Linked DNA regions of Mus musculus: region 2 is linked to region 1. Evidence: chromatin contacts called from ENCODE Hi-C or POLR2A ChIA-PET data. All regions are on one chromosome and are shown on one strand. Each heading gives the region's core, a stretch centred on a gene start or an enhancer-like site at or near the end of the contact. The rest is flanking DNA. Distances are from core to core; before and after follow the strand shown.

What was found. A loop is a pair of places that touch in the nucleus more often than their neighbours do. ChIA-PET counts read pairs that join two places held with the same protein, here RNA polymerase II (POLR2A).
Region 2: a map of T-helper 17 cell shows a loop between it and region 1 (3-fold over the local background). The contact joins the promoter of Dnaaf4 here to the promoter of Rfx7 in region 1. A Hi-C loop is called at or near these places in 1 of 37 maps with a recorded cell type or tissue (T-helper 17 cell). POLR2A ChIA-PET finds 5 or more read pairs at or near these places in 2 of 5 experiments (both embryonic stem cell).

Annotation. Positions count from the first base shown.
Region 1 is chr9:72,530,544-72,534,056 of GRCm38, reverse strand. Rfx7 (regulatory factor X, 7) reads right to left here and starts at 1,817. Exons shown (of 9, transcript NM_001033536.1): 1 at 1,077-1,817. The coding sequence starts at 1,237. 4930509E16Rik (RIKEN cDNA 4930509E16 gene) reads left to right here and starts at 2,199. Exons shown (of 3, transcript NR_045735.1): 1 at 2,199-2,247.
Region 2 is chr9:72,957,144-72,960,656 of GRCm38, reverse strand. It overlaps Dnaaf4 (dynein axonemal assembly factor 4), which reads right to left and starts at 1,872. Exons shown (of 9, transcript NM_026314.3): 1 at 1,660-1,872; 2 at 1-75. The coding sequence starts at 1,782.

The sequences.
Region 1 (3,513 bases), core at 568-3,067:
AAATTGCAAGTTTTGTTATTTTAGTAGTCATAGTCAATGGTGAACCTGCTAGATTCATGCTCAAAAGAAATCAAGGCTATTTTTTTCACATCATACTTAATTCTATTTTAAAATTGCTATTAAAAGCAATCTTAGACCAAATTCCATATATTCCTTTCCATTTTAAAAATAGTGCTATGCTTTAAAAAAAGGTCAGTTAATAAAGAATCCTACAAAACAAGCCAAGTTCACATTTAAAGAACACTTGCAATGGTTCTGATAGAAGATGGACTTGACTCTGTGTATATATATTAATATTGTTATCAGTCTCTAAGAGTTCAATTAGCATTGAAATATCCCAAATTCCCATACAAGAAAATACAGGACTAGTGTTCCATCTAGACTCTTTTTAATAATTACACAAAATAGCAAGAGCTTTTTTACATTTAAAAAAATTTCACTTTACCTTGTAAATTTCTACGTTAAAATAAAATACTTTGTGCAAAAGAAGCATTTCCTTTACAGTCAATACAAAGAATAAATTCCCTAGAAGGGAAATTAAGTGCGAGAATAAAGGAGGCAAAACCATCCAGAAAAAGCAGCTAATCCAATTGAATGAAAAAGACATGTTAGGTTTTTGTGCTGCATATTAATGCAATGTCTTGTTTGGTCAAAATTCACAATACACTTCTTGCTCCTCCTATGACTACAAAAGGAGTCAACACATTTTTTACATTACAAGTTTCCAATTCATGCCACTATCATGCAATGACTTAATCTTGACCCATATTTCCCTTACTGTATATGGAAAAATGCACAAATAACTTGTTTATCTGCTTACAATTGAGAAGAGGGAAGCATGGTGTGTGTGTGTGTGTGTGTGTGTGTGTGTGTGTGTGTGTGTGTGTGTCTAAGGAGACCAGGGGTGGGTGCAACCTTCCCCCGTCCAGAGGTGGCACAGCCATGCACCCGGCTCTGGAAACCCACCTTCAATGAATGCATTAGCCTCCCCTTCGGATGCCGCCGCCGCCCCCCATCCCCTTTGCAGCAGCAATGTGCCTAGGCTGTTCTACCCCAGCGATGGAGGATCCTCTTACCAGATGGAGTTCTTGATCTTGTGTTGCAGAGCGTTGGCCTCTGTCCCTGGCAGCCCGGGCACAAGGGCTGGCAGAGCCACCCCGGGGTTGGGGGCGCTGAGGGGAAGCTGCTGAGGGGCATCGAGCTGCTGTGGTGGCGGCTGTTGTTGTTCCTCTGCCATCGCTGCTGGAGGGGAGGGAGGGAAGATGGGGGCGCGGGGAAGGGTGAGGGAAGAGACGCGGAGGGGAGGACGACGAGGGGAGGAGGAGGGGGAGGGGAGGAAGAGGAGGAGGAGGGGGAGGAAGAGGAGGAAGGAAGGAAGCTGGATAAGCTAGGCCTATACCCCAGGGCTCGAGTGAGTCGCTTTCTCCGGCCGCCTGAGGGACATCCCCGGGGAGACCGCGCGGCTCCTCGCGGCTCTCGTCACGGTTCCTCTCCCGGTTCTCCTCGCGGTTCTCGTCACGGTTCCTCTCCCGGTTCTCCTTACGGCCCCGCGCGTCACCGCGGCAGAGGCATGGCGGCGCCCCTCAGCCCCCCGTCAGCGGCCGGGGCTGGGGGGCGTCTGAAGAACGAGGTCCGTGGTCGGGCGCCCCCTCGGCCCCAAAATCCAACCCGACGGGTCTCTCGGGGGGCCTGCCTCCCCGGCCGCCCTCCCCCGGGGGCCTGGCGCCTCCGAGCTCCCCCACGCCGCTCGCTCCCTCGCTCGCTCCCGGCCCCGCCGCCGCCGCGGCCACTGCTGCCCTGCCAGCCCGGAGCAGCCCAGCGCGCGCAGCCGCACTGCGGCCCGGCGCAGACGGCACAACACCTACCGCGCGGCCGGGGGGCGTGGACGCGCGTGTGCGGGCGCGGCGCGGGGGCCGCAGGGGGGCGCGGAGCGCGCGGGGCGGAGCGGAGCGGCTACGGGCCGCGGGCCCAGGAAGCCGCGGCGGGGGCCCCGAGGGAGCGGTCGGGTGGCTGCGGCGGCCGAGGGGGTTGGGGGGGCGTGTTGGGGGCGGGGAGCGGGCTCGCGTGACGGCGGCAGGGAGTGGACCTGTGCCACCGTGCGGCGTGGAAGGGAGAATTGATCGCTTCCTAGTGTGTAAGGTGAAACGAATCTACACGCCCTCCCGCCCCCACTACACGCTCGCGAGCGTTTCCCCTCTACTAGTCAGGACTGCTTCCTCTCTCAGCCACCGGACTGAGCTGGAGCAGGTGAGAGCTTTTCGACGAGCTAGCGCAGCGAGCCTACTCGGTCTGGTCGGAAAATGGCAAGTGGCAAGCTGGTGGAAGTGCTCCTCGGTCGGGCATTCAAAGCCCTCCAAATCTGGCCCCACTTTAGCCGTCCAATCACAGCCGCCTCCATCCCCCCTGCAAGAACTCCCAGCTCCAATCAGTGAAGTCTCCATGCCATCCTCAGCGCGCAGCAGATTCATTCTTCCTTGGTGCCTTTGCCCATGCTGTTCCCCACCCCACCCCCTATGCCAGGAGTGCCCTCCCTGCTCTACACTCCCAATTCAGCCCAGGCTCGGAGACACACAGCTCAAGTCGCGGCTTGTCAGGGTCCCTGGCAGCCAAGGCCCCTCCTGTTTCTCAAAAGGAACACATGTAATACAACATGGAGGCGCGAGCTTCAGCCAAGAGCTCTTCCTTCGCAGCCATCTAAACTCACCCCAGCCAGAGACTGCCCACCATTTCGCCCCCTTCCCATTCATAGACAGCTTTGCTGGCTGAGAGTGAGACTCCCTGCCTCCAACAAATCATTCCTCTTAGAAGAGCAGAAGAATTAGCTTTTCTAGGTGGGGCTGGTCAGGAAGGCTAAGCGCCTGGGTGTAGAAGACAGCAGCCAAAGCCTCTGGCACCAGATGGAACAGCTGCACAGCTCGCACTGACCTTTCTCAGTGCCTGTGGCTGTAATGAGCCTCCCAGCCCGTAACTTCTCTGACAGTGTTTCTATCAGACTTGGCCCTGTCAGATTTTCTGGCCACTTTCCTGGATGGACTTTGAGCTAGGAGGCCCTGCCACCTTTCAGACTTCTAGTGGGTGGTGAATCTGATTGGCTTGGATTGCGTGGTCTTTTGAGTGCTCTGTTCCCTGCCTTGGCCTGAAACTCTCTTGCTTTGTCCATGTGGCCTCAGGCCTGGTTCATACAGACTGGAAGCCCATACTCTGAATGTTTGCACCTGGATGGGTGGAGGCAAGGACACCCTTGCAAAATACAGTTTCCTCCTGAGGATCCAGACTGTGTTCCAGAATGCATATTTATAATTCTGTATTCACGGGGAAGATGATATAAAAAGACAATGGGAAAAGTGGCCCAGACCCCTTTTTCTAATTTTTTTTTTTTAAACCCGAAGAGTGATGGCCTCACATTGCCACATTCGGGGAGGGGGGGGAGGGGGAGAATCAACAAAGAAAGGTAACTAGGACCTGCTAAAGACCTTAAGAAAAGGAAGTTGAGAACCGAGATGTCTTTAAAAT
Region 2 (3,513 bases), core at 623-3,122, 430 kb before region 1:
AATCTTGGCTTTGCTCTTCCCATCATCTATAGGAGCATAGAGAAACAGCTCAAATAAAAATGGAGGAAAGTTAACCTGTTCAGACGAGAGAGAGAGAGAGAGAGAGAGAGGCATTGAGTTAGTTACACAAATTAAAGACACTGCCATCTTAAAAAAAAAAAGCTGGAGAGACAGCTCAGTGGTTAAGAGCACTTATTCTTGTAGACAACCTGGGTTCTGTTCCCAGCACCCACATGGAAACTCCCAACCCTCTGAAATCCAGTTCCAGGGGATCTGACATCCTCATCTGAACTCCTAGGGCATCAGACAAGCACATGGTACACATTCATGCACAGAGCCAAATCTGCAACACACATCAATAAAGGTAAATCAAAAAAATTTACAACCGTTTATTCCAGAAAAAAAAAAAAAAAAAAGCAAACATGCTAGGGTGGGGACATAGTTCCTGGTGTGGTGTCCCAGGCCTGTTATCCGGGCACTCAGGAGGTAGAAGCAGGGTGCTCAGACATCCCAGGCCATTCTCAGCTACGAAGTGAGGGAGCCAGTTTGAAGCCAGCCCTCCCCTTCTCCATCCCGGTGTGTGTGTGTGTGTGTGTGTAAAATGTTTCTCAAAACCCCACTGAATTTATTCCAGGCAGCATAATTTAGCAAAGCATATGAGGACGCAATAGATGAAAGCAAATCTGGAACCTGAATATGTCTAGATGACACCACACTGACAACAGATTTGTTTTTGTTGTTGGTTTGGTTTTTTTGTTTTTTTTTTTTAGATATTTTTGTTTGGTTGGTTGGTTGGATGGTTGGTTTTGTTTTGCTTTGTTTTTTGGTTTCTCGAGACAGGGTTTCTCTGTGTAGCCCTGGCTGTCCTGGAACTCACTCTGTAGACCAGGCTGGCCTCGAACTCAGAAATACGCCTGCCTCTGCCTCCCAAGTGCTGGGATTAAAGGTGAGCACCACCACTGCCCAGCTGTTGTTTTAATGACAACGTTGTGCGCATGTGTGTGGGTCTGAGTGCCATGGCACGCAGGAGGAGGTCAGAGAATTGTGAGAAATTGGTTTTCTCCTTTCTGGGGACGGAACTGCAGCTGTCAGGCTTGGTGGTAGTGCATTAACTCATTGGCCCATCTCAGCAGCTTTAGACTTGTTTATCAACTTTAAGTTGAGGTTTAGCCAGGGATGGGAGAGCATCCCATTAATCCCAACACTTGGAAGTCTGAGGCAGGAGGATTGCCAGTGTGGGCTACAGAATAAGACACCCTCCACCCTGCTCACACCCCTGTAGCTATTGGGGCTGGAGAGATGGTTCAGTGGTTAAGAGCACTTATTCTTCCATCCTGCGTGGCTCACAACCATCTGTAACTCTAGTTCTAGGAGATCTGACCCCCCTCTTCTGGCCTTCGCAGGCATTTGCACACACCTGATGCACACTCATGAATGCACGCATTCATACATTTAATATATACATAGTTACTAGAGATGTAGCTCAGTGGCTTGGCATACACAGGATGCTGGGTTTGATCCTTAGCATAACAAAAATAAATTAATTAAGGGTAAAAAATGTAAATTAAAAATTAACTTTAAAAAAGTAAAGCCATGGACACTCTACAAGACAGCTCCTGCTCCCGGGGCGCACAGCAACTGCATCTCCGCCCCGCCCACCTTCAGGTAACTTTCCCCACAGAATACGTCAGCATCGCGCACGCAGACGCCCCGCAAAGGCAGCGACAGGAAGATCGTGGCCGGCGTCTGCTGCCAGCTGAACTCGCTCACTCGCACTGGCATGGCGGGACCAGGGACTGCACAGCCACTTTACGTCGCTAGGAAGCCGATCGGGTTGCTAGGGAAGCGGGGATTGCGGGGTTGCCATCACTTCCGGCCCTTAGGGTCCTTCCGGGTCAGGGGTCCAGTAGGACCCTCGGTCTCCCACTATGTTGGGTATTGCAGTTGTCGGTAGTCCTACTTGAGTCTGGAGTATCTGTGTCCCCGCTGCCTCTGAGAGAATGAGGACGAAGTAGAGCAGAACACGGAAACGAGAGGGCTCGGGGACAGGAGACTGCCGTGCGCAGGCACTGCTTCCCAGAGGATCCGAGTTCGAGGCTCAGCACCCGTGCTCGGCGTCTCTCAAGCGCCAGGAGCTCCAATCTGATACCCTCTTCTGGCTTCCGAGGGCACCGCACTCACACGCAGGCACAACTTAATTACATACAAATAGTTTAAAGTGACTTTTTGCTAAAGGAGAAGAGAAGCTGTGGTGTGGCTCCCTGGGAGAGGCTGGGTTGTATTCCCAGCTCTGGAAAGGAAAAAGCTTGGAGCTTTAGGATGCAGAGGGATATGGGTCGGCAGAGCTGGAATGTGTACATTGTGACAGCAAGGCACATTTAGAGTCAGGACGTTTGGTTTGCTCTGACCATTTGCTGTGTGGTAGCCTGTAATCTCACGACTTGAGCAGAGCCCTCAGTTGGAGACCCACCCTGATAAACACAAATATTCTGTCTCAAAATACAAAGCAACGTTTGATGTTCAGGGGCTGACGCCGTCACCCATCCTAGGAGCACTGGTGTGTACATTCCCTTAACCCTGGGAAGGGACCTAAACTTCAATTTTTGAGACCCAAAAGCCTCACAATAAACTTTGCTGCAATTCCATAGTAGGATCTATTGGATTTAAACTGATCCATTTCCCAGTAGCTTACACTGGACTTCAATAATACACACCGAACTTCAGCTGCCAAGAAACTTGAAGGCCGTGTAGTTCAGCCCAACGTCTTTAGTGCCATGTGCATTGTTAGCAGAAAAATGACTGAGATCTTTCATTTATTCTAAATGCTCCTTCTACACTACTTCCTTAGGCCCAGTTTCTACATTACGCGAGTCTGATGTGAATGATAAATGTAATTAAGTACTAGAGAAGTTATTTGCACATAGAATGCTGCATTTTAAACTAGAAAAAAAAAGTTTGGAGAGCATTTAGGGAAATGTTTAAACTCCAGCATAATTTATTGCAGAAAGTTTAGGATCAGTAGAGTTGGTGTTAGTATCTCTCCCTTCCTGATCCTGACCTGTTTTGTCAGCAGATCATTATCTCAAACTTCTGCTCCTTTGTCAGTCCTTCTGAGCAGAGAACCTAACATCCTGCTGATTTGTTTCACTTTCATCCTGCTTTTTGCCATTTCCCTCTTTTTATTCTATTCTTGTTCCTAGCATGTTGTCTCAAGCTCTTGTGTCTTTTCTGGCTTCTACAGGCACTGTATACACACACAGACACACACACACACACATACACACATGCACATACTTAAAAATAAAAAATTGGGGCTGGTGAGATGGCTCAGTGAATAAGAGCACCGACTGCTCTTCCAAAGGTCCTGAGTTCAAATCCCAGCAAACACATGGTGGCTCACAACCATCTGTAATGAGATCTGGCGCCCTCTTCTGGTGTGTCTGAAGACAGCTACAGTGTACTTACATATAATAAATAAATAAATCTTTAAAAATAAAGATAAAAAAGAAGTCA